2 separate regions of the Homo sapiens genome follow, and region 2 is linked to region 1. The links are chromatin loops, found by intact Hi-C in ENCODE. Cell type or tissue: Caco-2. All regions are shown on one strand. Links, peaks and the distances in the headings refer to the core of each region. The heading gives the core; the rest is flanking DNA. Region 1 has its middle 200 kb from the start of FAM133A. Region 2 has its middle 400 kb from the start of MIR548M.

Region 1 (15,589 bases), core at 2,991-10,990:
TATGTTAAGTAGAGAAATAGAAGAAACATGTTTTAAAAGGGCCCTATTTGACCTGCTAATGATAAAAACTACAATGTCTGAAATGATTAAAATGTGCTGCATGGGGTTGAATGTATATTAATATTTGGAAGAAAATATCAGTTAACCTGAAGACATAGCAATAGAAACCATTAAAAATAAAAGAGATTAAAAGATGGAAAAATTAACACAATATCAATGAGCTGTGACATAGTTTTAAGCAGCCGAATAAATGTGCAAATGGAGTCCATAAAAGAAGTAGGGCAGAAAAATTGCTTGGTGAATTAATGGTTAAAATGCTGCAAATTTTATGCAAATTCTACTCTCAGAGATCAAAGAATCTCAACAAACTCTAAACAAAAATAACAACTCTGGCCAAGATGGCTAGATTAGAAGCAGCTACAGTCCATGGCTCTCACGAAGAGGAAAGAAAACAGCAAGTGAATTCTGCACCTTCAACTGAAGTATCCAGGCTCTTGCATTGGGACTGATTAATTGGACAGCTTGACCCATGGAGAATGAGGAAAAGCTGAGCGGGGCGATGGCCCACCTGGGAGTGGCACAGAGCCAGGGGAGCTCCCATCCCCAGCGAAAGGAGGTGGTGAGTAATTGTGTGACCCCACCTGGGAAACCACACTTAGCACACGGATCTTTGCAACATGCAGGTAAGGAGATCCCCTCGTGAGCCCACACCATCAGGGTCTTGGATCCGAAGACAGAGCTGTGCAGTCTCAGCAGAGCAGCCACTTGGGCACCCACAGAGATCCGGGAATTGGTTTGCATACTTTGGCCCTAAGAATTCTGTCAAGGTGGCAGATCCATCTGTGCATTCCCCTAGGAAGGGGGCTAAATCTCAGGAGCCTAGTGGTGTCATTCTATGGGTGCCATTCTCATAGCATCTAGCAAAGTTAAGACTCACTGGCTTGGAATTCCAGCCAGCCAGTGACAGCAGCTGGAGACTGCCTGAGATGGACCAAGTTCCCAGAAGGAGGGGTGGCCACCATCTCTGTGGTTTGAGTCGGCCGTTCTAGTCCGCCAGCTCTGGGGAGTCCAGGTGGTCCAGACTGGGAGGAGTTCCCCACAATGCAACCAGATCATGGCCAGGCTGCTTCTTTAAGTGGGACCCTGATTCATTCCTTCTCATTGGGCGAGACCTCCCTGTGGGAATTTCAGCAACACCAGCTAGAGTTATACAACAGAACTCTGATCTCTCCCCTGGATGGAGCCCCTGGAGGGGAGAGGTGGCCGCCATTTCTGTGGTTCAGCCAACTTAGTCTTTCCATCATGCTGGCTCTGGAGAGTCCAAGTGGTCCGGACTGGACTGGGAAAAGGAAAATGTGCTCAGTCTGCAGGTTGTCTTGGTGAACGTGTAACTCAGCTTGGTCCAGGACCACGATCAGGGACCAATCAGGAGCTGAAATGATAAATCACAGAGGCTGCTCAGCTTGGCCCAGGACCTATTAGAAGCTGAAGTGAAAGTTTGGCCCAAGACCAATCAGGCGCTGAAGTGATGATTCATAGAAGCCGGACTTATAGTCCTAAGAAAGGAAAGGAAAGTGCCCATCGGAACCCACTGGAGCCCACCGTGCCCATGCCCACAAAAGGAGAAAAAACTTTTTTCGGGAGGCCACTGACTATACAAAGGATAAAGGCATTTTCTATGCCAGGCCTTGTTCCCTTATCTGAGTGAGCTGGAGGTTTGTGCAAGTTTTTATCCAAATGGGCCAGAATGGCCCAAGGTTTTTTGTATCTGTGCAGCTGTGGGCATGTCTCCAGGCACAACATCCTGTTCTAGTTCCCTTATCTGTGCCTGCAGCTTGAATTTTTTTTCCCAGACTGCTTTTTATGTTATGTGGGGAAGAGGCACTGACCCATGGGCTCGGGGCTCTTTGGGACTCTTCCCTTGTTATCCACCTAAGGCAAGCTACCTAACTCCTTTCATTTCCCCCCCACTCAGGAGTGGAGACCTTAACTTCTATTAGGGAGATTCGGCATTGATCTTTCTGGCTACTTCCTGCTGGAAAGGGGAGTTGTGTAGGGAACAGCAGCTAGGATTGTTTTTGAGGTTGGTTTAAGGGTCCTCAGAAGAAAGGTGCATTCACGCATGGTTCCATTTGCATCACCATTTGGAGCTTGATAGCCTCTATGTGAAAAGAAACAATTTGGGTTATTAGAGGACATGTATTAAAATAAGACAAGGGGGGTAAGGACAGCTTAAAAATCTTGAAGCTGCTGATACATTTCGATAACTAGTGGCTACAGTTATGCTTGCTAAGATCTGGGTGCATGGGACTTAGCTTTGGTCAGATTTCTTAATTTTATCCTTCCAAAGAGACTTTTGGGTTATGGGCACTCGATTTATTCCTATTACCCAGCAGGATCTGCAGGATAATTGCTTAGACTAGAATATTGATCCAGATTTTTACATTACACATCTCTTTCTGTCTCCTCTGAGCCATAGCTGGAGATTGCTGGTTGGCTCACAGGAAGAAGCATGGTTATTTTAAAATGTAAGCAAAAAGTTAAAAATAACTGATGACACTGGAAGTTAATGATAGATGTATAAGTTTTAAAACACAATTTTCTCTCTCTCCAGTCCTCATTTTTGTTAAAAACAACTTATTGGCCGGACGCAGTGGCTCATGCCTGTAGTCCTAGCACTTTGGGAGGCCAAGGCGGGTGAATCACGAGGTCAGGAGATCGAGACCATCCTGGCTAAAATGGTGAAACCCCGTCTCTACTGAAAATACAAAAAAATTAGCCAGGCATGGTGGCAGGTGCCTGTAGTCCCAGCTACTCAGGAGGCTGAGGCAGGAGAACGGTGTGAACATGGGAGGCGGAGCTTGCAGTGAGCCGAGATCTCGCCACTGCACTCTAGCCTGGGCAACAGCGAGACTGTGTCTCAAAAAAAAAAAAAAAAAAAAAAAAAAAAAAAAAAAACAACTTATGATAGAACTGTATAGACAGGTATGAGGCCAGTTTTCTCAAGGGGGTTCTACTGGCTCTGCAAGTCGAGGTTAATTGCTTAAAGGGAAATACACCTTTCTAGTCAAAGCCTTGGAAAAACAACCAGTTTTTCCAATTGTGTTTTGTTGCAAAAGAAAATGGATTCTTGTTGCACTGATGCAAACAACTATATTGTTTAATTCAAGAGTACTCATAACTGGTTTCCAAATTATAGAAGAACTAGGCAGAGGAAAACAAACATGTTCCAAATCTTGATCACAGGAGTATAACTTGCCTAGTCGTTAAAATCTTTTAAGAGTCTCCTTGACTCTGAAAAATAAAATAAGGATCAGCAGTGTTCCAAGCAAAAGTCAAAAACTTGCTTCTGTCTTTTATTAGTTTAGTCCATTTCATGAACATTTGTTTTGCTTGATATTCATAAACATTTTAGCTTTTCATGAGTTCTGTACATTTTTCTGTTATGAGAAACCTGCATTTGAGAGAACCTGTTAAAATCCCACAGTTAGATTATAAACCATCTTTTGAAGAGAATTAAAACAAGACAATGATTGTCTCTAAATGACAAAATGCCCAATTTGGATATAGTCAGAAACACAATTGACAAAGAAATTTGGTTATTTTTGTGGTTTACAGTAACCCAACATAACAACCTTAATTGTGATTGATAGCACATATTTAGACATTAGAGCCTTAGACATCCCATATGGTTTTGGAGCACAGGTTAATATTAGTGACCAAAATATAACCTGAAGAATATTAGACATAACCTTGGCAATCCCATGCACCTAAACATATTAAATAATCTTGTTTACTTCTCTTCCGGATGTTCCAGGGACCCTCTGCAGCACACAAAAGCTAGGCATAAGGTAAGACAAACTTGAAACTGAAATTTGATTTTGGGAGAATATGTTGGAGGTTTAAAACACTTGATATCATTAAATAGAATTTTAGATTACCATAAGTCACTTCTTTTGCCAAAATGATGACTTAAGAATTTGAAAAAGCAAAAACCTTCATTAGCCCTTATTATTACATGAAAATCCTGCTCAAGAGAGAGAAAGCTAAATTTCACCCTTGCATTAGTTTACTATTAATGTTAACCTCAATTTTAATGAAACTTTATATACAATTCTATTGAATCTTAACCAGTTTGATCACGAGGTAAGATTTTTCACAAACCTTTTATAACCCTCTTGAATTTAGTCAATACATTCACACACAGAACTTGTTTTGCAAGATTAATTTTTACAATTTTTTTTTCACAATTTGCTTAAACCTTCTTTATTTTATCTAACTTAAGACAATTCTTGGCCAAGTGTGGTGGCTCACACCTGTAATCCCAGCACTTTGGGAGGCCGAGGCAGGCGGATCACCTGAGGTCGGGAGTTTGAGACCCGCCTGACCAACATGGAGAAACCCTGTCTCTACTAAAAATACAAAATTAGCCGGGCGTGGTGGTGCGTGCCTGTAGTCCCAGCTACTTGGGAAGCTGAGGCAGGAGAATCACTTGAACCTGGGAGGCGGAGGTTGCAGTGAGCGGAGATCGTGCCATTGCACTCCCACCTGGGCAGCAAGAGCAAAACTCTGGCTCAAAAAAAAAAAAAAAAAAAAGGACAATTCTTCATCTGTAGGCAAAATGTATATTTCCATGCCTTTTTATAAACTTTTACTATGAACACGTTTTACTGTTTTGCATACCTTGGGGGTAAATTTACTTCCAGTAGTTTTAATTACATATTATAATGGTAATTCTTAGCAATTCTTCACTTGATTGTAAAACCTGGTAAGTTGTTTTAATTATGTGCTAGGTGCAGATAAAGTTTGACTCTTTCCAGCATAGTTAGGGGCATGGATACTTCTATATATCTCCCTTTTATGTTTTCCCAAGGAGTCCCAGGCCACCAGAAGTTATTCTGGGGCCTTTTATGCACGCACTGAGAGGGGCAAGACAGAGTGGAGAAAAGTAATTTAGTTGACTTAGAAAAAATCCTTTTCCAGAGAAACAAGATTTTGAAGAGAAAAACATACAGGACTTTTGAATATATTCATAGCTTGGATATCCACTCTTAATTAAGCTGAGCACACTTTGAAAAAATTCTTTTTCATTAATTAAAACTCTAGAGAAGGTAAACACTGATTCTTATCATTTCTTTTACCGATTTACACCACTATCTGTTCGCAATCATGTTCAGGTTCTCTAGTTGACTCTGGGAAAGTGGCTGGGTTCAGGCAAGGGCAGGTTTTTTCTTTTACTGGACTGCAGATCCCTCTAGCAGCAAAGCTTGATATTTGACGAGGCAATTGTTTATTAGCCAGAGACTTCCCTTAAAGGACAGCAGCTCTGCTATACTCTGTGGGGTGCAAACAGTGAAGTTCTTACCCATGGTTAACCCACTGGCTGTTGAGCTGGACCTCAAGCCTCAGCCAAAACTCCCAGGACTATTTCCTTCCTTTCTGATACATATAGATTAAATACCTTCCCTATGAGAAGACTGAGGGCGGATGCTTTAAGTAGGGCTTGCTTTAGCTGGTTTAAGGCTTTTATGTTTTAGGTTCCCAAGTTAGGGAATGAGTTCTAGATGCTTAAGCTTCTTTTGTGAGGTGTTGTAAAGAATGAGCTATTTCACTGTACCCAGGTACCCACAGTCTTCAAAATTCAGTAATGCCCAAGAATCCCCTTAACTGTTAAAATGGACTTAATTATTTCCTCATCTGGTGTTTTGATTCCTTCTGACCAGACTAGACCTAGGTGCTTTACTGAAGTTTGACAAAACTGAGCTTTAGATGTTGAGACCCTATATTCCCTTTCAGCTAAGAAATTGAGAGCCTTAGTACCTTCTTGAGACCACCTCAGTTGGGGTACGGAGAACAGTATTATTTAGATATTGCAAAGTTTCAACTTGAGGGTGAGAAAACTTGAAATGTCTTTACACAGAACCTGTTTCAGCAACTTCTTTTTGATATCGGGGGCTTCCTGAGTAATGAACCTTTTTTTTTTTCTTTTTTATTGAATTGGGAGACAGGAGTGTGTTTCACTGAAGCTCTTCTCTGCCTTTCCAAAAAGGCAGGGGAATCTTCTTCTGGTTTCTGGTTCAACAAGAACAGTTTAGCGTAATTAAGAGGTTTGGTTCTGGTTCTTTGCGAGCCTTTTAAAATGCAGATCAGAAAGTGTTTCTTTTCCACTTATCTATGTGATTACTAGGGCTCCAATTAGGGTTTTCAAGGGGCACTGTTTCTCTTTCTGTTGGGAATGGGGATCCTGTCTCTTTTTCACCTTCTTTTATTTTAGACTTCTTCCTTTAAGACTTTTAGACTGGCTATAGGAGATATGCTGTTTATCACCTAATGTTTCTGCTGCCTGTAAGGCTGCCTGCTTTTCTGCAACAGTTAGGGTTTGGCTTAAAAGTAGCATAGCATCTCTCCATGTTAGATTAAACGCTTGCGTTAAATTTTGAAAAGCCTCTTTATGTTTATCAGAGTCATCAGAGAACTTGCCTAGGTCCCCCTAAGGTCCTGAAATGAGAAGGGAACTTGAATCCTAGTGACACCATGCCCATCAGGCATTTCTTGGGGGGGCAACAGCAAAGTTGGCAATTTCTTGAGTGGCACAACCAGAGGAGCTAATGATTTGGCTATTGGGAGCCCCTAAGAAGTGGGTCAGGTAGGGAACCCAGAAGTTGCATTTTAGGGTTCCCCAATGGTTTGTCTCTCTGACTTTGGGTAATCATCCTTTGTAGGCTTGCTTGACATGGCTGCTAAAAGGGCAGGGTCAACTGTACAATACTTACAAAGATTCGAGTTTTCCCAAAAAGCAAAAAAAGCCTGTACATAGGAAACCTTGGAGCACTTGCCCTCCCACTTACAGAAAATATCTAGTTGTTGAATAGTATAGAAATCAAGACTTCCCTCAGAAAGCCAGGTTTGTTCATCCCCAAGATGGGAACAAGGCCATGCCCCTGTGCAATAGAATATAAGCCAGAAGTCTCAGGGTCAAAGGCGTTCCAGTGATTCAAAATGCACTCAAGGGGAGTACTAACTGCAGATGGTTTGTTACTCATCTAGAAGGAGAAAGGGAGACAAGGTGTCCCTTATTCCTCTTCCTCCCATTTGTGTGACCCAGGGTGGAGAGAAAGAGAGAAAGTGTGTCCCCCTTCTCCTCCTTCCCCCTCTCCTCTGGGTCTCAGCAACCATCATAAGTGCCTCCCTATGGATACAAGTGTGACCTTTTATCCATGGTCCCAGAAAAGCTAGTCAGTAGGATTTCAAAACCTGTTCAAAACCTTACCATTCTGTCCTGCTGGATTCCTAGATCCACCTAGCCCAGAAGGCTCCCACGGTACCCCAGAGGCTTGGGAGAGATTATGTAGTAGTTGGACCTGGGCAAGAGTTTTAAATGGAGGGAGTGTCCTAACACCATTTCTGGCTTCCCTTGCTATGGCTCCAGCAAAAAATCAAAATCCCATAGAATGGGACTGAATAAATTCTAAATGTAAAATTCATTTTCTGTTTAAATTCCAATGTAATTGAATGCAAAACAGCTGCCTCAAAGAGTGTAAAAATTGAATGGCTGCCTCTCCTTTGATGGGGACAGTATTGAAGCTAAAATCTGTCTTATCAAAATGTCTTCCTCCTGACTGTTGAAAGTGGAGTTTTTCTGTCTACAAAGAGGACATGGGGTCTGATCACTGATAGAAGACCAAAAATGGAAAAGAATTGGGAGACTGGAAGTCTGGGAGAGAGAACGGACACGGCTCCCTACGGAGAAAAAAATCCCATTCCACTAGGTGGCACTGTAGGGTTAGAAATGTTAGGTAAACACTTCAAATTCTTTTCAGGCAAAAATTAGAGAGTTTTGGGGTTTGATAGGCTGTCCCTATAGCATGCCCCCCAGCATAAGAAAATTAACTTATCTCATAAAGGAACTGTTTAAATTTATTGGAAAATGATGAACTCTTATACGAAGAGAGAAACAATCCAAATGGAGCGGGGGATAGTCACTCGGGGTGAAGTATCCTCCCATACGATGCTATAAATGTCCATCATTGAGGGATAAAAGGGACCTTACTAGGTAAATACTTAAACGAAAATCTTGAATTCCCCCTGTTTCTAGGAAATCAGAAAAACAATAACTCTTCGAATTACATTCCTTATTACTAAGAAACCAACTGACTCTACCCAGCAAGACTATATTTCTAGGTTGCAAAAACACCTGCAACATTGTATACGATGGGATAGGAGACTCGATAGCCGTGAGAGGAAAGAAGGAAAATTCGATAGGAAAAGACTGGAAATCCTTGTGCCGACACCCTGACAGGCTGTCAAGGACTGGAGTTAGTCTACAGACCTTCAGATAATACTGGGGTGTAGCCCCAGCCAGAAATCTTCAGTCGCCCTAGGACCTTCTTCCAATCCCACGTGACGACTTAGGCCCTCCATGGAAGGAAACTAGATTGGAATAGACAAGAAGTCTCAGAAATGAAAGTAAAGAGTTAACATTAAAGGTCCACTCTTATTCATCCTTTTAATGAATTATCTTCTTCCCAGTCAATACACTAAGATGTAAGTCTTTCGTTGTCTGAGATAATGCCTGGAGTTCTTGGTCCTACCTCCAAGACGATTAAGGAGAGTGGACACAAAGGTGAGGTTAGAGTGAAAGTTTAATAAGTGAAAGAAAAAAGCTCTCTGTCAGCAGCGAGGGGGTCTCAAATGGGAGTACCCACTATGAGGCTGGGGTCAAGGGATTTTATGAATTGGGAAGAGAAAAAGATATGCTTAGTCTGCGGGCTGCCTTGGCAAATACATGACTCAGCTTGGCCTGGGACCTTGGTCCAGGAACAATCAGGAGCTGAAGTGATGAATCATAGAAGCCAGACTTATAGTCCTAACAAAGGAAAGTAGAGTGCCCACCGGAACCCACTGGAGCCCACTGTGCCCATGCCCACAAAAGGAGAAGAAACTTTTCCTGGGACTCCACTGACTATGCAAAGGACAAAGGCATTTCCATACCAGGCCTTGTTCCCTTGTCTGAGTGAGCTCTGGAGGTTTGTACAAGTTTTTATCCACATGGGCTAAAGGTTTTTTCTATCTGCAGCCATGGGCATGCAGCCAGGCACAATACCCTGTGCTAGTTTCCTTATCTGTGCTTGCAGCTTGAATTTTTTTCCCGGGCTGCTTTTTATGTTATGTGGGAATGAGACACTGACCAATGGGCCATGGGCTCTCCAGGACCCTTCCCTTGTTATCTACCTAAGAAAGCTATCTAATCTCCTTTGGGAGATTTTAATACCCCACTGACAATATTAGACAGAGCAGCAAGATAGAAAATTAACAAAGATATCCAGGATCTGAGCTCAGCTCTGGATCAGCTGGACCTGATAGGTATCTACAGAACTCTCTACTCAAAACCAACAGAATATACATTCTTCTCATTGCCACATGACACTTACTCTAAAATTGATCATATAATTGGGAGTAAAACACTCCTCAGCAAAGGCAAAAGAACAGAAATCATAACAGTGTCTCAGACCACAGCACAATCAAATTAGAACTCACGATGAAGAAACACACTCAAAACCACACAACTACATGGCAATTGAACAACCTGCTCCTGAATGACTACTGGGTAAATAAAGAAATTAAGGCAGAAATCAAGACGTTATTTAAAGGTAATGAGAACAAATAGACAATGCACCAGAATCTCTGGAATGCAGCTAAAGCAGTGTTAAGAGGAAAATTCATAGCACTAAATGCCCACATCAAAAAGCTAGAAAGATCTCAAGTTGACAACCTAACATCACAACTAAAAGAACTAGAGAAACAAAAGTAAACAAATGCCAATGCAAGTAGAAGAAAGGACATAACCAAAATCAAAGTATAACTGAAGGTAATGGAGACAGTAAAAACCCTTCAAAAAATCAACAAATCTGGGAGCTGATTTTCCAGAAAAAATTAATAAAATAGATAGACCCCTAGCTAGACTAATAAAGAAAAGAGAGAGGAATCAAATAGATACAATCAGAAGTGATAAGAGGGATATTACCACTGAGGCCACAGGAATACGACCAACCATCAGAGAATACTATAAACACATCTATGCAAAGAAACTAGAAAATCTAAGAAGAAACGGATACATTCCTGGACACATACACCCTCTGAAGACAGAACTAGGATGAAATTGAATCCCTGAATAACAATAACAAGTTCTGAAATTGAGGCAGTAATAAACAATCTACTAACCAAAAAAAGCTCAGGACCAGGCAAATTCACAGTTGAATTCTTTGAAAGGCACAAAGAAGAGCTGGTACCATTTCTACTGAAAGTATTCCAAACAATTGAAAAGGAGGAACTCCTCCCTAAGTCATTTTATGAGGTCAGAATCATCCTATACGAAAACCTGACAAAGATAAAACAAAAAAGAAAACTTTAGACCAATATGCCTGATGAATATCAATGCAAAAATCCTCAATAAAATAGTTTCAAACCAAATGCAGCAGCACTTCAAAAAGCTTATCTACCATGATCAAATTTTCTTCATCCTCGGGATGCAAGGTTGGTTCTACATACACAAATCAATAAATCTCATTTGTCACATAAACAGATCTAAGGACAAAATCCACATGATTATCTCAATAAACACAGAAAAGGCCTTTGATAAAATTTAATGATCTTCATGTTTAAAACTCTCAAAAACTAGGTATTGAAGGAACTTATCTCAAAATAATGAGAGCCATATATGAGAAACCCACAGCCAATATCCTACTGAATGGGCAAAAGTTGGAAGCATTCCCCTTGAAAAAAGGCACAGGAAAAGGGTGCCCTCTCTCACTACTTTTATCCAACAAATTATTGGAATTTCTGGCCAAGGCAATCAGGCAAGAGAAAAAAAACAAAGGGTATTCAAATAAGAAGTGAGGAAGTCAAATTATCTTCGTTTGCAGGTGACATAATCCTATGTCTAGAAAACTCCATTGTCTCAGGCTAAAAGTTTCTAAAGCTGATAATCAACTTCAGCAAAGTCTCAGGATACAAAATCAATGTGCAAAAATTGCTAGCATTTCTATACACCAACAACAGGCAAGCAGAGAGCCAAATCATGAATGAATTTTCATCCACAATTGCTACAAAGAGAATAAAATACCCAGGAATACAGCTAACAAGGGAAGCAAAGGACCTCTTCAAGGAGAACTGCAAACCATTGTTAGGAAATCAGAGAGGACATGAATAAATGGAAAAACATACCATGCTCATAGATAGGAAGAATCAATATCATAAAAATGGCCATAGTGCACAAAGCAATTTATAGATTCAATTTTATTCCCATTAAACTACCATTAACATTCTTCACAGAATGAGAAAAAAACTATTTTAAAATTTATATGGAACCAAAGAAAAAAAATAGAGCCTAAATAGCCAAAACAATTCTAAGCAAAAAGAACAAAGCTGGAGGCATTATGCTACCTGACTTTAAACTGTACTACCAGGCTACAGTAACCAAAACAGCATGGTCCTAGTACAAAAACAGACACATAAGCCAATGGAACAGAATAGAGAACTCAGAAATAAGACCACACACCTACAACAATCTGATCTTTGACAAACCTGACAGAAACAAGCAATGGGGAAGCGATTCCCTATCTAATAATGGTGCTCAGAGAACTGGCTAGCCATATGCCAAAAATTGAAACTAGACCTTTTCCTTACACTTTATACAAAAATTATCTCAAGATGGATTAAAGACTTAAATGTATAACCCAAAACTATAAAACTCCTAGAAGAAATTCTAGGCAATACCATGCAGGACATAGGCACCAACAAAGATTTCATGATGAAGATGTCAAAAGTAATTGCAACAAAAGCAAAAATTGACACATTGGATCTAATTAAACTAAAGAGCTTCTGCACAGCAAAGAAACTATCATCAGAATGAACAGACAACCTACAGAACGGTAGAAAAAATTTGCAGTCTCTCCATTGGGCAAAGGGCTTATATTCAGAGTCTACAAGTAACTTAAACAAATTTCCATGAAAAAAAATACATCCCCATTAAAAAATGAGCAAGGACATGAACAGGCACTTCTCAAAAGAAGCCATTTATGTGGCCAACAAACATATGAAAAAAATCTCAACATCACCTATCGTTAGAGAAATGCAAATCAAAACCACAATGAGATACCAACTCATGCCAGTTGGAATGACAATTATTAAAAAGTCAAGAAACAACAGATGCTGGCGGGGTTGCATAGAAAAAGGAACATTTTTACACTCTTGGTGGTAGTGTAAATTAGTTCAACCATTGTGGATGACAATGTGATGATTTCTCAAAGATCTAGAAGCAGAAATACCATTTGACCTAGCAATCCCATTACTGGGTATATACCCAAGAAAATATAAATCATTCTATTATAAAGATACATGCACATATATGTTCATTGCAGCACTTTTTACAATAGCAAAGACATGGAATCAACCCAAATGCCCATCAATGATAGACTGTATAAAGAAAATGTGGTACTTATACACCAAGGAATGCTATGCAGCCAAGGAAAGAATGAGATCACGTCCTTTGCAGAGACATGGATGGAGCTGTAAGCCATTATCTTCAGCAAACTAATGCAGAAACAGAAAACCAAACATTGCATATTCTCTCTTATGCATGTGAGTTGAATGATAGGAAGACATGGACACATGGCGGGGAGCAACACACACTGCAGCCTGTTGGGTGCTGCTGGACGAGGGAGAGTGTCAGTAAGAATAGCTAATGGATACCGAGCTTAATACTTAGGTGATGGGTTGTTAGGTGCAGCAAACCACCATGGCACAGGTTTACCTATGTAACAAACCTGGTCGTCCTGCGCATGTACCCCAGAACCTAAAATAAAAGTTGAAGAAAAAAAGAAACACAAGAAACATGAAAAATACTACACTGAGATACACCAAAATCAAATTGCTTAAAAGCAGTGGTGAGAAAATCTTAAGAGCTGCCTGGGGTAAGAGATTCCAATTTCCATCAGAAACAGTATAAGCAAGCAGAGAGTGGAGGAACATCTTTAAAGTACTGAAATAAAATTTTCAATCTATGCTTCTGAGCCAAATGAAATTTCTTTCAAAAGCAAAGGTGAAATAACAGTTTTTCAGATATACGACAGCTGAAATAACTAATCCCACCACACATGCACTTCAAGATGTGTTAAATGAAGTTCTTCAGGCCAAAGGATAATGATACCAGACATACATCTGGATCTACACAAAGGAATAAAGGGCAGCAGAAATGGTAACTCTATGGGTAAAAAACAAGACAATATTTGTCGAATTATTTGTTTTTTTTATAAAAGGTAATTGATTGTTAATGCAAAAATAACAACAATATACTGTGGGGTTATACTTAAAGTGTATGCCAATTGCAAGGAGCTTAAGAGGAAAGAGATGGAAATTTATTGTTGTAAGATACCTTGAGTAAACATGAAGTGGTATAATATCTCTTAAATGTGACAAGTGAAAATAATATACCATAAAACCTACAGCAACCCTTAAACTAACAAAGCAAAGAGTTATATTAATAAGCTAACAAGGGATATAAAGTGGAATCTTAAAAATTACTCAGTTAATCTAAAAGGAGGCAGAAAAATAAGATACAAGGAGCAAAAGAAAAGCTAGAACAAATGGAAAATTAATAGCAAGAAGGTAGATTTAAACCACTTACAAAGTGAATTTAAGTAGGAAAAGGACAACTTTTTTAAGACATGGTACTGTAACACATTGAGATCCATTTAGAAAATGTAAAACAAACAAATCAAACCTCCAATTCATACCTCCTACTATAAACAAAATTAACTCAAAATGGATTATGGATTATAGGCTGAAATCAAAATTCTATAACTACAAAACCTCTAGATGAAAACGTTGGAGAAAATTCTTGCAACATTGGGTTAGGCAAGAATTTTTAAATATAACACCAAATACACAACCCATAATAGAAAATAATGATATATTGGTCTTCATCAAAATTAAAAACTCCTGCTTTTAGAAGTTTAGAAAACTGCTTTTTATTCATTAAGAAAATGAAAAGAAATATTGTAGTCTGAGAGATAAAAGATTTGTATCTAGAAGATAAAAAGGACTCTCAAAACTTGAGAAAACTACCAAGTTTTTTAAAATGGGCAAAAAGTTTGAACACATTTTATTAAAAAAATACAGATGGTAATATGCACATGAAAAGCAGCTCAATATTATTTTTTAGGAAAGTGCAAATTAAATCCACAACGTGATATTACACATCAGGCTACAATTAAAAAGACTGACCACACTAGATTATGGAGGAACTGGAACTCTCACATACTGCTAGTTTGGCTATAAAATGATACAAACACTTTGGAAAGATTTTGGTAGTTTCTTACATATTAAGCATACATCTGCATTATTATTCTGACATTCCACTTTTAGATATTTACCCAAAAGAAATGACAGCATATATCTATAACCAAAAACTGGAAACAACCCAAATGTGTATCAACATGTGATTGAATAAATGTTTTATATCCATACAATGAAATACAAGTCAGCAATACAAATAAATAAATGATTGATACTCACAACATAAATGAATCTCAAAATAATTGTGCTTAGTTAAAGTATTCAGGCAAAAATACTATTTACATAAAAATATTTACATATTATTACATAAAAATTACATATTACATATTACTTATATATTACATATTTATATTTACAAAAAAAAGAAAATTCAAACTGATCTTTAGTGACAGAAAGGTCAGTAGTTGCTTGAGAATAGAAAATAGAGGGGCAGGAAGGGAGAATACAATGAGGCACCTGGAAAATTTTGTGAGTGTTGATTATGTTCACTATTTTGATTGTGGAGAGTATTCCACAGGTGTATACATATTTCAAAACTTATCGAAATTGTACATTTAAAAGCATGCAGTTTTGTCTCCTGGCAGGGAGCGTGAAAAATAAAAATAAAAGTGTGCAGTTTATTGTAGGTAATTTATGCCTCAATAAACCTATTACAACAAAACAAGTAAACAAAAAGTACTAGAAAGAGGCATTCCTTTTTTTTTTTTTCCACTTGGTTTAAGGAAAGATGCTGTAAGGTTTAGATGCCATAAAATAAAATACTATAAAATTAATAAATACAAACTAAAAACTTATTTAACTGGAAAATACCATTTGAGTGTCAAATGACACACTGAAAAATATTTGTTGGTTAGAATAAATTTTCCTTAAAGAGCTCTTGTAAATCAAAAATCACAATTTGAATAATCCAACAGAGAAACAATGAGGTAAGGGGGTGCTCAGGCAATTGCAAAAATACCAACAGAAAATAAATATTTTAAAATGTACTTGTCATCAATTATTAATAAATAAAATAAAATCAAAACTAATTATAAGCTACCATTTAATCACTCTAAATAAAGTTTAATATTTTTTTTTGGTGAGGATATATGTAAATGAGCATTCATACTATTTATTTAATTATATATTGATTCAACCTTCCTGGATGGTAATCTGTCCACATATTACAACATAAATGAACATTTTTCCTTCCATTTCCACTGCTGTAAAGTAGGTCTATAGGTATAGTCACAAG
Region 2 (15,589 bases), core at 4,891-12,890, 790 kb after region 1:
TATCTGTGAGCATTCCTAACTAATAGTTATATAGTTATTTGCATAAATGCAATAAGAATTTGTTTTATTTTGCAACGGGACACTATTGGAGAAACTGTTTATTTTATCAAGGCTTTAATAGGAATGATGTGCTTCCATTTAAGGAATCAATGTTTATTTATAGGGCCAATAAAAGCCCCTTAGGAAAACTGGCTTCATATCTTGTTTACATAGGCCCTTTACATGGTTCCTGACCTGTGTTAAGAAAAGAATGTCACTTTCTGACAGGCCCAGCAGCCTCATTATCGTGGAACCTCAAGAGGAGAGGAATTTACCCAACTTACACAGATTTTCAGTGGCACAAATCCATGGCTGGATTCAAGGATTTTAAAAAAGTCTCTTAACTAGATCCTTGTGAAACAAAGTTTCATCAAAGCCAATTTAAAAAGAAGCCTATATGAAAAATAATTATTTTCGCTGTGCCTTATGCAAACAATAAGGCTAAGTATAATAAGACTAAAGCTTATTTTGCAAACAAATCAGTCTTACCATAATTCGTTTTTATTAAAAATGAGGACAGAAGAGAGAAAAATTATGTTTTAATAATTATGGTACACCTGTTATTGGATTCTGGTCTCATCAGTTGCTTCTGAGTTTTTCTACAATTTAGACTAACGCTGCTTGTTTCTGTAAATCAACCAATAATTCCTGACATCAACTTAAAAGAAACCACAGGGATGGACCATCAAGCTTCAGATAATCCTCAATGAGAAATACTATCCTATGAATATTCAAGAACCATCCTACTACAGAATAGTCCTAGACTGCCCATCAATGGGACATGACAAAAGTGAGATCCTGCCCCTATTACCCTTGTACCTAGCTGGATACTGCTTTCACCAACTCAGGGAACCACCCTGCCCTGAGAGCTAGCAAGAGTTCAAAACTCACAGAATCACTACCAGAGCTCCTCTGGTCAGCAGGAAGAAGTTACAAAACACTGAACTTCATCCATTTTTCCCAAAGAATTTGGGCCTTGAACTCTTGAGGGGAAAAATGTTATACTAGGTAGCTGGTCAGACATGAGCAGGGCAGAAGATGAACCTCCTCCACAACTAGGAAAGTCAGGTGACCATCTGGTGATGATCTGGCAGTTGTTAAGCTGTCTCTCTAAAATAATAACTAGTCATAGCCAGCACCAGGGAAAGGCAGTCTCCTGATAGATAGAAAAACCTGAAACTAACGATCAGCTTCCTGAGAAGCTTTCAGGAGTTGGGTGAGTGGGCTCAAGCATGCAAACTAAGAGGCTAAATTCCAGAGTTTAACAGGTATCTGACCTTATAGGAACACTCAACTGATAAAGGAAAAATGTCTCAGGTGACCATGCATACAACTCCAGTAAACACACTGCACATGCAGTTCCTCCCAAGTGTTGGCAGGCCACTGCACAAGAAGAATGTCAACATATAAGACCCCAAGTCAAGTGTCAAACTGTGTACTTTATCTCTCAAGTCACCCACTTGTTCTTCTTCCAAGTGTACTTTACTTCCTTTTCTTCCTGCTCTAAACTTTTAGAACAAACTTTTACCCCTGCTCTAAAATCTTGCCTCAGTCTCTCACTCTGCCTCATGCCCCTAATTAAATTCTTTCTTCTGAGGAGGCAAGAATTGAGGTTGCTGCAGACCCATAGAAATTAGCTGTTGCTAACATAGGAATTCACTGTTGTTTCAGAGGGGAAGAAAAGTTGGAAAATATAGGTAATTATGTTGAGGGGCAATAAATTGTTACTAGAAAGAATGAATAGATACTGAAAGAATGAATAGATGCAATGAATATAAGTTGACCTACAAAATAGTTCTCTTTGGAAACTGAATAAATCTGAAAGACATATGACTTTGTAAAAAGTTTGGGCCAGGTCTGATTACATTCTTGGTCTTCTTTCCTGCAATAGATAATGAGACAACAGGGAGGAGAAAAAAATGTTTATTTTTTCAGTGGGTCAGTCTAATCTTTATATAGATAGGGACACAGTCTCTTCCAAGGCATGTTGATTTCTAAGGTTTTTTAATTCAAAATATTCTTTATACTAGGGAGACATATTTTTGAGTAAAATTTTGTGTGCTCCTTCATTCACCTCTTGAATGTATTTCAGTTTACTCTTACAATATAAAAACGACTGAGTTTTCAGAAACAAGAATTTTAACAATACTTTAAAATGTTTTCTGATTTCTGTTGGGAAATATGAGGGAATATATTCTAAACAGTTTAGAAAAACATTGTGTCAAATTTTGTAGTAGGCTTTTCTGTTTCACTGAGTTTGAAAAGAAAAATAAGAAATGAAAATATTTTAAGGGAAAACAATCATCAAATTCATCTTTGTATAATTCATAAAATTAACTGTTAAAAATTAGGATAATTCTAAAATTTTCCTTTTTCTCACTTCAGAAATATACTCTATGCATATTATAAATGCAAATAAGAAAACAAATACAGTTTATATTTACAAGGAACTAGTCTATATTTATGCTTTTTCCCATATAAAAATTTGGCCAATTTATGGTAAATAATTTCAGCGCCCCCAAATGAAGCAGGAGTATTTACCTTTTTCTCAAAAGTCCTAGCATTGTAGTAACCTAACACAAATCTCATCAGAGAAAAATTAATAACAAAAGCTTTCTGGTTTTATATATATAATTTCAATGCTACTTAAAATCATAAATTCTAACTCTCTGAAATATTCAAATACAAGTATTCAAGACTGTGAGATTGTTTACTTATAATAATAGGAAACCTTGTAGTAAACACATTTAAAATGACATTTTTGGGAAAAGAGTGCATGCATCAAATAGCTTCTCCAGTGAGTGTGTTTAAATATTTCCTTTCTTCAATGCTTATGATTGAATAAAAATAGAAAGCCATGTTCATAGTTGAATTTATAATCTCATGAGTGAATTGAAGACTGCTACTAATAAAGCAAGATAAACAGATGGAAAGAAAGAGGAGCAACATAAATTCTCATGCTGCCTTTTTTTCTGAGAAGTCAGAAGTGATGAGCAAAAGTATAATCATGTCTAAATAATGTGGCCTCACAGGGCAGATTTGCAACAAGATCTTCATGACAGAAGGCAGAAGGCATGCTGTTTGTGAGAAAAACAAACAAATTAACATTGATAGAGGGTCTACTATTTGAAAGAAAATACTTTCAATTTTCTTTTCTGCTACACTGGGAGATTCTTGTTCCACCAAGACAGCCCTAGAGAAAAGTAGGCCTAGAGAAAAGTAGAATAGCATTATACTGGCGTAATTGTGTCTTCTTCTACTACTACTAATAATAATTTTATTGAATTTATATCATGAGCCATATATACGGTTTTGAGACAGGGTCTCACTTTGTCACCCAGGCTGGAGTGCAGTGTCATGATTATGGCTCACTGCAGCCTCAATCTCTGGGCTCAAGTATTTCTCCTACCTCAGTCTCCTAAGTAGCTGGGACTACAGGCCTATGCTACCAAGGCCAGCTATTTTTTGTAGAGACAGGGTCTTACTATATTGCCTAGGCTGGTCTTGAACTTCTAGACACAATTAATCCTCCCACTCAGCCTCCCAAAGTGCCAGAATTAGAAGTGAGCCACCATGTCCAGCCATGAGCCATATAATTTGTTATGTACTTTATTAAGATGGTCTCTGATAAGGTTTGGCTCTGTGTCCACCCTCAAATTGCACCTTGAAATGTTATAATCCCCACATGTCAAGGGCAGGACCAGGTGGAAATAACTGAATCATGGGGGTAGTTTCCCCCATGCTGCTCTCGTGATAGTGATTGAGTTACCATGAGATGTGATAGTTTTACAAGGGGTTCCCCCCTTTGCTTGGCACTCATTCTCTCTCTTGCCACCCTGTGAAGAGGTGCCTTCCATCATGATTGTAAGTTTCCTGAGGCCTTCCCAGCCATGTCGAACTGTAAGTCAATTAAACCTCTTTCTTTATAAGTTACCCAGTCTAGGGTATTTCTTTATAGCATGAAAATGGATTAATACAGTAAATTGCCAATGCAGAGAGTCGGGTGCTGCTCTAATAATACCCAAAAATATGAAAGTGACTTTGGAATTGGTAACAGGCAGAGGTTCGACCAATGTGCAGGGCTCAGAAGAAGACAGGAAGATGTGGGAAAGTTTGGAACTTCCTAGAGGCCTATTGAATAGTTTTGACCAAAATGCTGATAGTGATGTTGACAATGGAGTCTAAGCTGAGGTGGTCTCAGATGGAGATGAGGAGCTTTTTGGGAACTGGAGCAAAAGTGACTATTGTTGTGCTTTAGCAAAGAGACTGGAAGCATTTTGTTCCTGCCCTAGAGATCTGTGGAACTTTGAACTTGAGAGAGATGATTTAGGGTATCTGGTGGAAGAAATTTCTAAGAGGCAAAGCATTCAAGAGGAAGCAGAGCATGAAAGTTTGGAAAATTTACTGCTCAATGATGCAATAGAAAATAAAAACCTATTTTCTGGTGGGTAATTCAAGCCCACGACAGAAGTTTACATAAGTAATGAGGAGCCAAATACTAATAACCAGTACAATGGGAAAAACGTCTCTATGGCATGTCAGAGACCTTCAGAGCAACCCCTCCCATGACAGACCTAGAGGCCTAAGAGGGAAAAATGGTTTTGTGGACAGGGCCCAGGGGCCCCCTGCTCTATGCAGCCTTGGAACATGGTACCCTGCATCCCAGCTGCTTCGACTTCAGCTGAGGCTAAAAGGGGCAAAGGTAAAGCTTGGCCATTGCTTCAAAGGGTGCAGGCCCCAAGCCTTGGTGGCCTCCACATGGTGTTGAGCCTGTGGATGCACTGAAGTCAAGAATTGAGGTTTAGGAACCTTCACCTAGATTTCAGAGGATGTATGAAAAGGCCTGAGTGTCTAGGCAGAAGTTTGTTGCAGGGGAGGAGCCCTCATTGAGAATCTCTGCTAGGGCAGTGTGGAAGGAAAATGTGGGGTGGGAGCCCCCACACAAAGTCCCCACTAAGGCACTGCCAAGTGGAGCTGTGAGAAGAGGGCCACTGTCCTCCAGACCCCAGAATGGTAGATCAACAAACAGCTTGCACCATTCACCTAGAAAAGCTGCAGACACTCAACGTCAGCCCATGAAAGCAATCGGGAGGCAGGCTATACCCTGCAAAGTCACAGGGGCAGAGCTGCCTGAGGCCATGAGAGCCCACCTTTTGCATCAAAATAACCTGGATGTGAGACATGGTGTTGAAGGAGATCATTTTGGTACTTTAAAGTATAATGACGGCCCTATTTGATTTTGTACTTGCAAGGGGCCTGTAGCCTCTTTGTTTTGGCCAATTTCTCCTATTTGGAATTGGTATATTTACCCAATGCCTGTACCCTAATTGTATGTAGGGAATAACTAAATTGGTTTTGATTTTACAGGCTGATAGGCAGAAGGGACTTGCCTTGTCTCAGATGAAACTTTGGAGGACTGTTGAAAAGGTACAATTGTGTTTTAAAATATGAGGACATGAGATTTTGGACAGGCCAGTAGTGGAATAATACGGTTTGGCTTTATCTCTACCCAAATCTCACCTTGAATTGTAATAATCTCCACATGTCAAGGGTGGGACCAGGTGGAGATAATTGAATTATGGGGGGCAGTTTCCCCCATGCTATTCTCATGACTGAGTTCTCATGAAATCTGATGGTTTTATAAGGGGCTTCCTCCTTCGCACAGCACTCATTCTCTCTCACACTGCCCTGTGAAAAGGTGTCCTCTGCCATTATTGTAAGTTTCCTGAGGCCTCTCCAGCCTTGCAGAAATGTGAATCAATTAAACCTCTTTTCTTTATATATTACTCAGTTTAATTTATTTATTCATAGCAGCATGAGAACAGACAAATACAGTCTCACTTGGTTCTTACAATGGCCCTATAAATTAAAATGTTTTTTTTTTTTTTTCTTTTTGTGGCTCAGGAAAATAACACTCATAGTGGTCAGTTTACTTACTAAGATTACAAAACTAAGAGGTTCTATAGGTGAGGTTTACCTGAGGATATTTGACTCTAGATCCTGAACTCTTTATTGCTATCCTATTATGCTTCCCATGACCCTTGAATAAATTGTGATGATATATAATTTCCAAAGGTAATGATAATAATAGTAGTAGCTCATCATTTATCAAAATCTTAGTTTGGAACAAATTCTCACGAACAGTGAGATTGTAATCACTGTATCACATTTATTCTCATACTCTCTTATGATCAGATAAAGGTTCAGTGCATTTATCAAGATTCCCCCAACTAATTGTGAGAGAGCAAGAACTGGAATTCAAATGAATGTGGTGACAAAGATTATTTCACTGACTAATCTTTAATCAGGCTCTTCTGAATCAATCTTTTCTTTGTCCCATCCTTGCCAGACCTCTGTAACTCAGTTTTAGGAAGTATCCTGGTAACTCAGTTTAGTGATGTTAAAAGATAAACTCAGGCACATTAAAATTTTAAAGAGTTTATTTGACAAAACAATTATTCATGAATCAGGCAGTGCTAGATTGCAAGTGGTTCAGGGCTCCACCAAAAAGACGCAAGAGGAAGATGTTTATAAGGTGTTTGTGAAAGTGAGACAAATAAAATATATTCAATTGATTACAGTGTAAAGTCCCTAGTGAGAGGTTTGTTGTCAATTTCTAATTGGCAAAATCTCTAGTTACAGGTTAGTTGGTGGTTGCTGATTGGTTAAGCTTAAGTTTTGTTTTATTGTTTATATTGTTAGGTTTCAGTTTGCTTACATGGAAACTCAAGGCACTGGAGCCCTCTCAGCCTAATAGCCTCCCAATTATTTTAAGAGAGAATTCCTGATCTCATTGATATATAATCAAATTATTTATCCTCATTTTCTCCCAGGTGATACCTGGTAACCCTGTTCTACCTTTAGCAAGAATCCTGTGATGTCAGGTAAACCAGGATTTCCCCTTGCCCCTGATGTTCTCTCTTAGTAATTTTTTAACCATTTTTGGCTATTTTTATCCATTTTTCTTATTGAATTTGGAATTGAGGACACTTTCCACCTACTACAATACTTCCTGAATAAAATCTGCTTTTAATACTTTACTACCTAGTTCTGGTTACTCTTTAACAGTGGTCTCCATGCTCCTAAAAATGATACTTCATTGAATGTTTTTAAATATGAGCAGGAATTTGAGTGAATTTGTAACTCTAAAGTTATTCCACATCTTAAATTAAAATATTCATACTCTCTTCCCCATAAATCTGAGTGTGTGTTTTAACTGGCGAGGTCTTCAAATATCTCATTTACTTTATAAATTATAGGCAATACATTTTAAATACTTTATATCATAAAAACTATAATTACTATGTTATAAATTGACAATGACAGAAGAAAAAGTGAAAGAGTCCAATACAGATAATATTAAGATATTAACTACACAGAAATCTGCAAACACTTAGATTTCTGCTAATATTAAAATTATTTAAAGATTTTGCCAGGCAAGTTCCAGAAATGTTCCCTTAGAGAAATTAAATTATTTTCTCTTCCTTCTGTATATAAATATTCTTGCTTCTGAACCAAGCTAAAGATATACTATAAAATTCCACACTAAAACTTTAATAAGATGAAAGTTACTTTTCTAGTTTTGGCACTATACGGCCAACTACCTCATCTTAAGTTTGAAGAGCTACTCTGCCAACATGAACAGGAACTGTCAAGCTTGTATCCTAGATCAGTGCCTGGAACATGGTAGGCCTTCAATATAAATTAATCCACTGTAAAGATCTACCAATTTTCTGGTTTCAGAAAACCCAGGAAAACAAAAGAGAAAAAAAATTCATTCAGTAATTAAATGGAAAATGATGTCAAATACTGTTAGAAGAGGAAACAAGAGCAATATAATAATGGTCTGAAATCTGTGGAATCCTACAAAAAAAATTGCCATCAAATATTGGTCTCAAGAATTGTTGTGCCACTGTTTAATTTGAAATTTATCTGTGCATAACTTGTCAGGATAGACCAATTATGCTGTCATGTCTAACTTCATATAAACCGTGAAATATGATGTCTTTTAATAGTCAATATGAATAATACTTTTGAAAGACAATTGTATTCTTAAAAAGACAAATGTAACTCAGGTCTAAAATAATATATTGTATTAGTAATTGAAAAAATAATGTGTTCCAACTTAAAACTAAGGATATGTTGAGAATCAAATTGGTAAAACCAATATGAAGTTCTTCATTAGTCTAACTTTAAGAAAGTGACTTCTAAACAGGATAAATGATTCTAGTAACTTGTAAGTTGTGACCTCTTTAGAAGCCTATTTATCAGCTGAACAAATCTCATATCACTTTTCATAGGTAGAAATGACTACAGAAAGTGATGTAGGTAGCAGTGACTACAGGAATAGGATCAAAACAGCATTTTTTACTGAAAGTTAAATTTGAATTAAGCAGTTGGAAGATTTATTGACATTTTTTAATGATACTTAAAGCAATAAAGGGTAATGTTCTATATACCATTATAAACACATTTTTAGACCTGGCTCATGATCAAGTATATTAGTCTTTTTTGCCATTATCTCTTAAATATATTTCTATTGGAAGCTACTTGTAACTGAATGAAAGCTCAGCTGCTTGTCACTTGTCATGCTGAATGAACAAGGATGAGATGCTGTGAAAGGAAAGTGACTTTAATCCAAAAGCCAAAAGTGGGGAAATGGCCAAGCTTATGCCTTAAAGAAACAATTTTTTATTCTGGGCTGAGTGCAGGGGATTAATAAGAAAAATTTGGTATGAGGTATAGACAAAAGTAGCAAGGAGACACTGGTGCATCTGACTTATTCTAGTGAATATCTTGGATTATTGCCCCCTCTGGTGTTTGGCTCATGCCATCTGAGGTACAGCTGGGTTGTAAATTAACTACTGTCTTAAAGTAATCTTCAGGTGAGTGTACATTCTGTAGCTGCCTGAATTGTTTCAAGATTTAGACCCTGGAACTTCCAAGTAACCACATGATTAGATATGGGAAAATGTTGTGCAAGGGAGTGTTTTGTGGTAAAAAGAGAGCAGAGGTTATTACATTATTAAGATCAAAGCCAAAGGAAAAACAAAACAAAACAAAACAAAATTTAAATGGGGAACTCTGTTACATACTCACATTGTAACAAGTAGACTGTACCTCCAAAATGAGCAAGATTAATAAAAACTTTGCTTGTGATGTGTTTTTAATAAAAGGGAAAGTAATAAATTATACCTTAAACTCAATCACAAAATAATGAAAAACAAATAAATAAATATTCTCACAATCATCAATGATACCTGCATTAATAATACAATAAAATATATTTTTAAAAGTTTAAGTGCTAATTTAAAATTTTATAATATGTAGGATCAAAAATCACTTTTTTGTTTTTTAAGCTATAATATTTTATTTTTGCTCTAATATAATATGTATATGTATACACGTATGTATGTATGTATATATAGGATTATAGCATTATGACTTTCAGTTTATGTTTATTTTGTGATTTTCTGTTTTAATTTCTGCATTAATTAGAGTTGGCAATTTCTTCTAATTTTTTTTTTTCATTTTCCCATAGGTTATTGGAATACAGGTAGTGTTTGGTTACATGAATAAGTTCTTTAGTGGTGATTTGTGAGATTTTGGTGCACCCATCACCTGTGTACAGGTGTACACAGGTGAGCAGTGTACACCACACCCTATTTGTAGTTTTTTATCCCTCCACCCCCTCCTACACTTCCCCCGCCCCGAGGTCCCCAAAGTCCATTGTATTATTCTTATGTCTTTGCATCCTCATGGCTTAACTCCCACATATGAGTGAGAACATGCGATGTTTGGTTTTCCATTCCTGAGTTACTTCACTGAAAATAGTAGTCTCCAATCTCATCCAGGTTGCTGTGAATGCCATTATTTCATTCTTTTTTATGTCTGAGTAGTATTCCATTGTATATATATGCAACAGATTATGGCTATTCTTGCAGGAGTAAGGTGGTATTGCATGTCAGTCTCTTTCTTTAGGTCTAATAATATTTGATTTATATATCTGGCCACTCCGATATTGTACATATGCATATTTGCAATTGTTATATTCTCTCATTGAATGGTTCCCTTTACCATTAAACAATGACATACTTCTTTTCAGTTTTGCACTGAAAGTCAATTACATCTGATAAGAATATGACTATTTCTGCTTGCTTTTGGTTTCCATTTGCATGGAATATCTTTTTCCATCCGTTCACATTCAGTCTACATTTGTCTTTAATGGTGAGGCACATCTCTTGTAGGCAGCATAAAATTAGGTTTTGTCCTTCTTGTCTATTCATCTACTCTATATCTTTTAATTGGATAATTTAATTCATTGATATTCAAGGCTATTATTGATACATAGGGACTTACTCTTGTCATTTTTTTCATCATTTTTCTGGTTGTGTTGTAGAATCTTAGCTTTTTTTTCCTTTCTTGTTATTTACCTCTTTGATTTGGTGGTTTTCTGTGGTTCTAAGCTTTGACTCTTTTCTCTTTTTTAGTCATGTATCTGATGTAATTTTTTCTATGTGGTTACCATGGGGCTGGAATAAAGAGTCTTTTAGTTGTAATAGACTATTTTAAGCTGATAGTAACTTTGGGCATATAAAAATATTCTAGACATTTTCTCTTTCTCCACAATTTATATTTTTGTTGCTTTAATTTGCTTCTTTATCTATTGTGTATTTCTTAGCAACTAATTATAGTTGCTGTTTTATTACTGTTTTTATCATTTCAACTTTAAACTTTCACAGTAGTGGATTGAAAGATTTACATAGCACCATTTAATCAATGGGCTATTATATCTAATTTATGCTCCACAAGGATTTCACCACACTTCTGCTGCTCTTCAGCATACTCTCTGTCAGTCCCATCAAAATATAACGGTTTACTTGTTATTTTGTTTCTTTTATGTTGGGAGACAAGCTCCAGGAAACTCCAGTCAACCATCTTGCTAACATCACTTTCTTTTCATATTCTTAGTGCTGTGTATTGAAGGGTGCAAGTTGGAATTTTGATAAAGAACAATTCATCACCTGTCTTCTATGTTTGTATTTTTTTTGTAAAATATTTGCCTACCTTAATATTATAAAAATTTTAAAATATTTTCTTTTAGACACTTATAGTTACAACTATTTTTTGAGTGGTGTAATCTACATCTAACTAATTTAGTCTGCAGTTTGAGGTAAGAGTAAAAATTCAAAAATAAACTGACTATACATATAAATTTGGAGAACATCTATATTTTATTTTATTTTTTAAATTTAATAATGCTTATTCCAATACCATACTGTCTTAAAAACTATAACTCTATAGTAAGCCTCAAAATCAGGAAGTACGTGTTCTCAATTTATTTCTATTTTGAAGTAATTTTGGCCATTCTATGTCTTCTATATTTTTTATAAATTTTAGAAACAATTTGTCAATTTCTACAAAAAGATACTAGAATTTTAATTAGGACTGAATTAAATCTAGAAATTATTTTGAAAAAATTAATATCATAACAATATTAAATATTTCAATCTGTATACAAGGTATATGTTTCCATTTATTTAGGTGTTCTTCAATTTGTCTCAGCAAATTTTTGTTGTTATAAGTATAGAAGTTGTATGGATCATTCACTGAAATTATATTTTGCATTTCATTGATTTCCACGCTGTTTAAATACCCCTTAAAATTATTTCTTAATTTGTTTTGCAAAAATTTAGAAACACAATTGGTTTTTGTATATAGATCTTGCATCCTGGGAACTTGATAAAAGAATATTAATTCTAGCAATATTTTTGAAAACTGCTTAATATTTTCCATGTAGACAATACTGTCACCTATAAGAAGACAGTTTTGCTTATTTCTTTCCAATCCTTATTCCTATATGATTTGTCAGGTCTTATTACCCTGACTAGAATATTTAGTACAATATTGACTGTATAAATGTTGCTAGATTCAATTTGTTAATATTATGTTTAGGAATTATGTATTTGCATACATAAAAGACATTAATATATAATTTTACTTTCCTGTTATATCTTTGTTAAATTTTGTTATCAGAAGTATTTTCCCTTCATAAATAGAGATGTGCTTACTCTTCTATTGTTGTAAACTGTTTAAGTAATATGGTAGTGTTTCTTTCTTAAATGCTTGATAGAATTTACTGGTGAAATTACCTACTGCAATAATTTCTTCAGAGAAGGTTTATAATTATGAATTAAATTTTATTAATATTTTCAGAGCTTTTCAGTTTTTAAAAATTTATTCTTGAATGAATTTGCTATACTATCTTACCAAGTTTTTTTTTTCATGGTATCTATGTTGTTAACATTATTCAAGCATTTTTTTTATATTGTGCTTATTTTCCTTTTAAAGTCTTTAGGATCTACAGTGATGTCCCCTCTGAATTTTGATCTTGGTAGTTTGTGTTTTATCTTTTGTCCTTTTCAGTCTAGTTGAGAATTTACTATTCTTTTCTTTAAAAAAGAAACATTTTGCTTTTTTTGTTATTTTTGTTTGCTCATATATATTTTATTTCACTTGCTTTAAATAAATAGTATGCTTCTAAATGTTGTATTTTGAAAGAAAATTTTTGAATATAGTACTAAGTTTCTAAATACATCACAACTAATTTCTTCCTATAAATAATAATTCACTTAAATATGGTCCATTTGTTACAATTAATAAACCAATATTATTATTAATGAAAACCCATAATTTATCTTTTTAAAGTTTTTGCTTAATCTTTTTTTCTCTGTTCCAGGATTCTATTTATGATACCACATTGCCTTTAGTCACCATGTCTCCATAAACACATTTGGATTGTGATAGTTTCTCAAACTTTCCCTATCTTGATGGCCTTCTGAGATTTGCAGAATTCTGCTCAGTTATTTTGTGGAATGTCTTCATGGTCATTTTTAGGTATCATCTTGACTGGATTAACGAATACCTAGAGAATTGGTAAAACACTACTTCTGTGTGTGTCTTTAAGGGTGTTTCCAGAGGCGACTGGCCTGCTAATCAGAGGACTGAATGGGGACGCTTTGCCCTCAATGTGAGTGGGCATCATCTACTCATCTGAGGTTCCAAATAGAAAAAATAAAAGTAGGGAAAAAAGATTTTCTCCTTCTCTCTTTGATGTGAGACATTCCTCCTTCTGCTTTTGACATAAGAACTCAACCTTGGGACTTTAGGACTTACACCAGTAGCACCCCCGCCTGCACCGCCCGGTTTCTCAGGCCTTCAGGCTTGGACTGAGAATTACCCTTTTGGCTGTTTTGGTTCTGAGGCTTTCATACTTGGACTGAGCCATGCTAGCCTCATCCCAGGGTCTCTAGTTTGCAGAGAGAATGTCCAAGGACTTAGCCTCCATAATCATACAAACCAATTCTCCAATAAATTCCCAATTATATATCTATGTATATTTATATATGTATCTATATTACATGTATCTCTGTATTATTGGTTTGATCTCGCTGGAGAACATTGACTAATTCAAATGTCGATTAGTTGGAGATTGTCTAGTGGTTTATCATAGACTGAGATTTGTGATTTAAAGGAGAATACCACGGAGAACAAATTGTCATTTTCAACACAACAAATCAGGGGAAACATACTCTACACATTGCTTATCACTGATTGTGACCTTGATTACCTGACTGAGATAGTATTTGTCTGATTTCCCCACTGTACTACACTCTTTAAAAGGAAGTCACTATGAATATTCTATATTTAAAAAAATGGGAAGTTATGTCCCAATACTTTGAGGATGCAGTATAAATGCAAACTGTTTAGAATTCTTTTGCGTGGCAGATTTATTATTCTATCTCCACACACACAGAAATCTATTTTGTTATTTAATTATTTGTTTGTATCATTATTGACTCATTGTTATTTATTTGACATTTTGCGCTATAATCTAGTACTACTTTATTATGTTGCTCAAATTGTTCCAGATTTGGCCATTGGGACCTCTTTCTGTTGGTGCCTGTGTCTCTTTGACACACCTACACCTCATCAATTAGTGTGTTTCTGCATGTGTGCATTGTGTGAATGAGAGGGAGTGGTAAGGGCGTAGGTGTGTGTGAGCACTTCATTATTTTCTGGGACTGCAATATGCTCCAGGTTCTTTTTGTTCTGACCCAGTCATAAAATCAGCCATTTCTCCAAGTAATCTTGGTTCCTTTTATTGGAGAATGGTATTAGAAACCAAGGTGTGCTCAGTGCAACTGTAGTGTCCTTGCTTTGTGACCCTCTCAACTAACAAACTGTGTGTGTGTGTGCATGTGCATGTGCATGTATAATTGGTTATCCATAGTAGACAATACATGGGTTTATACTAATGACTCCTAATCATGGATTATTCCAGCCTCCTACCCTTACTTATTTGTAGTCTCCCATTCTAACAGTGAGAAAACCAGATCCCACTGCCTTCCATTCTTCAATTTCAGTATACATGTATACCAGTATTGGAATTGTTAACCTATGCCATCATGGGAAACAATTTTATCAATCAGAGTAGAGTAATTATATACAGGCTTTTTAAAATTTAGTCTCACTGCATTCATTTTCAAAATTACTTAGGAAAGAATCTATTCCCTGAACCCTCTTCCCTGAGGAAGTATTATGCATTTGTAATACTGTTAGATTGTTTTCTCACAATCTTTATTCTGTTTTTCATTCTATCCCGACTAATTTACAGACATTAAAGTTCACTCTTTATGCTGTAAAGTTCTATGGGTTTTGACAAATGCCTAGTATTATCCACCATGATAGTGTCACATAATCATTTTATACTCCTAAAAATTTCCTTACATTTGACCTCTTTAAAGCTCAGGCAGGTAGGAGAATTTCTCGAGTCCAGGAGGTTGAAGCTGTGGTTGTGATTGTATTGCTGCTTTCCAGCCTGGGTCACAGAACAAAACCCCATCTCAAAGTAATAATAATGATAATAATAATAATAATAATAATAAACTATAATGAAATAAAAATGATGGTAGAATATTTTCATTTGCTTATATCATTTTCTGTATGTATTGTTTGTTGTGTCTTTTCAGATAAATTTTGCCTACTATTCAATTGGTTTGCTGTTTTACATATTAATTTTTAAGAGCTCTGTGTATAAGTTGAACATGAGCACTTTATCAGATAAATTTTTGAAAAAATTTTCTCACGGTCTGTCGCTTGTCTTAAATTTTTCAAAATTATCATTCACAAAAAAAAGTTTTCAATTTTAATTAAATCCAACTTATTTTTTTAATTTGTAAATTTGGTGGGCACATAGTATGTGTATATATTTATGAAGTACATGAGATGCTTTGATACAGGCATGCAATGTGTAAAAATCACATCATGGAGAATGGAGTATCTATCCCCTCAAGCATTTATCCTTTGTGTTACAAACCATCCAATTAGACTCTCTTAGTTATTTTAAAATGTACAACTAAATTATTATTGACTATAGTCACCCTCCTGTGTTATCAAATACCAGTCTTATTAATTCTTCTAATCAGTTTTTGTACCCATTAACCATCTGAAAATTGCCCACACCCTCACTACTCTTTTCAGGCTCTGG

What was found. Peaks named below come from ENCODE experiments on the same cell type or tissue, not always from the same donor. Only the 100,000 strongest peaks of a DNase experiment are listed, where the experiment ranks them.
Region 2: a loop joins it to region 1, with 33 times the contacts of the local background. A loop is called at or near these places in 2 of 110 quality-filtered maps.

What each region holds. Positions count from the first base shown.
Region 1 is chrX:93,866,990-93,882,578 of GRCh38, forward strand. No RefSeq gene overlaps it. Among named protein-coding and RNA genes, the nearest start is that of FAM133A, 200 kb to the left of the region's middle. In Caco-2, for the core only: a CTCF peak has its summit at 7,726 (motif pointing right); no DNase peak of the experiment used is centred there.
Region 2 is chrX:94,653,997-94,669,585 of GRCh38, forward strand. No RefSeq gene overlaps it. Among named protein-coding and RNA genes, the nearest start is that of MIR548M, 400 kb to the right of the region's middle. In Caco-2, for the core only: CTCF peaks have their summits at 8,851 and 9,053; no DNase peak of the experiment used is centred there.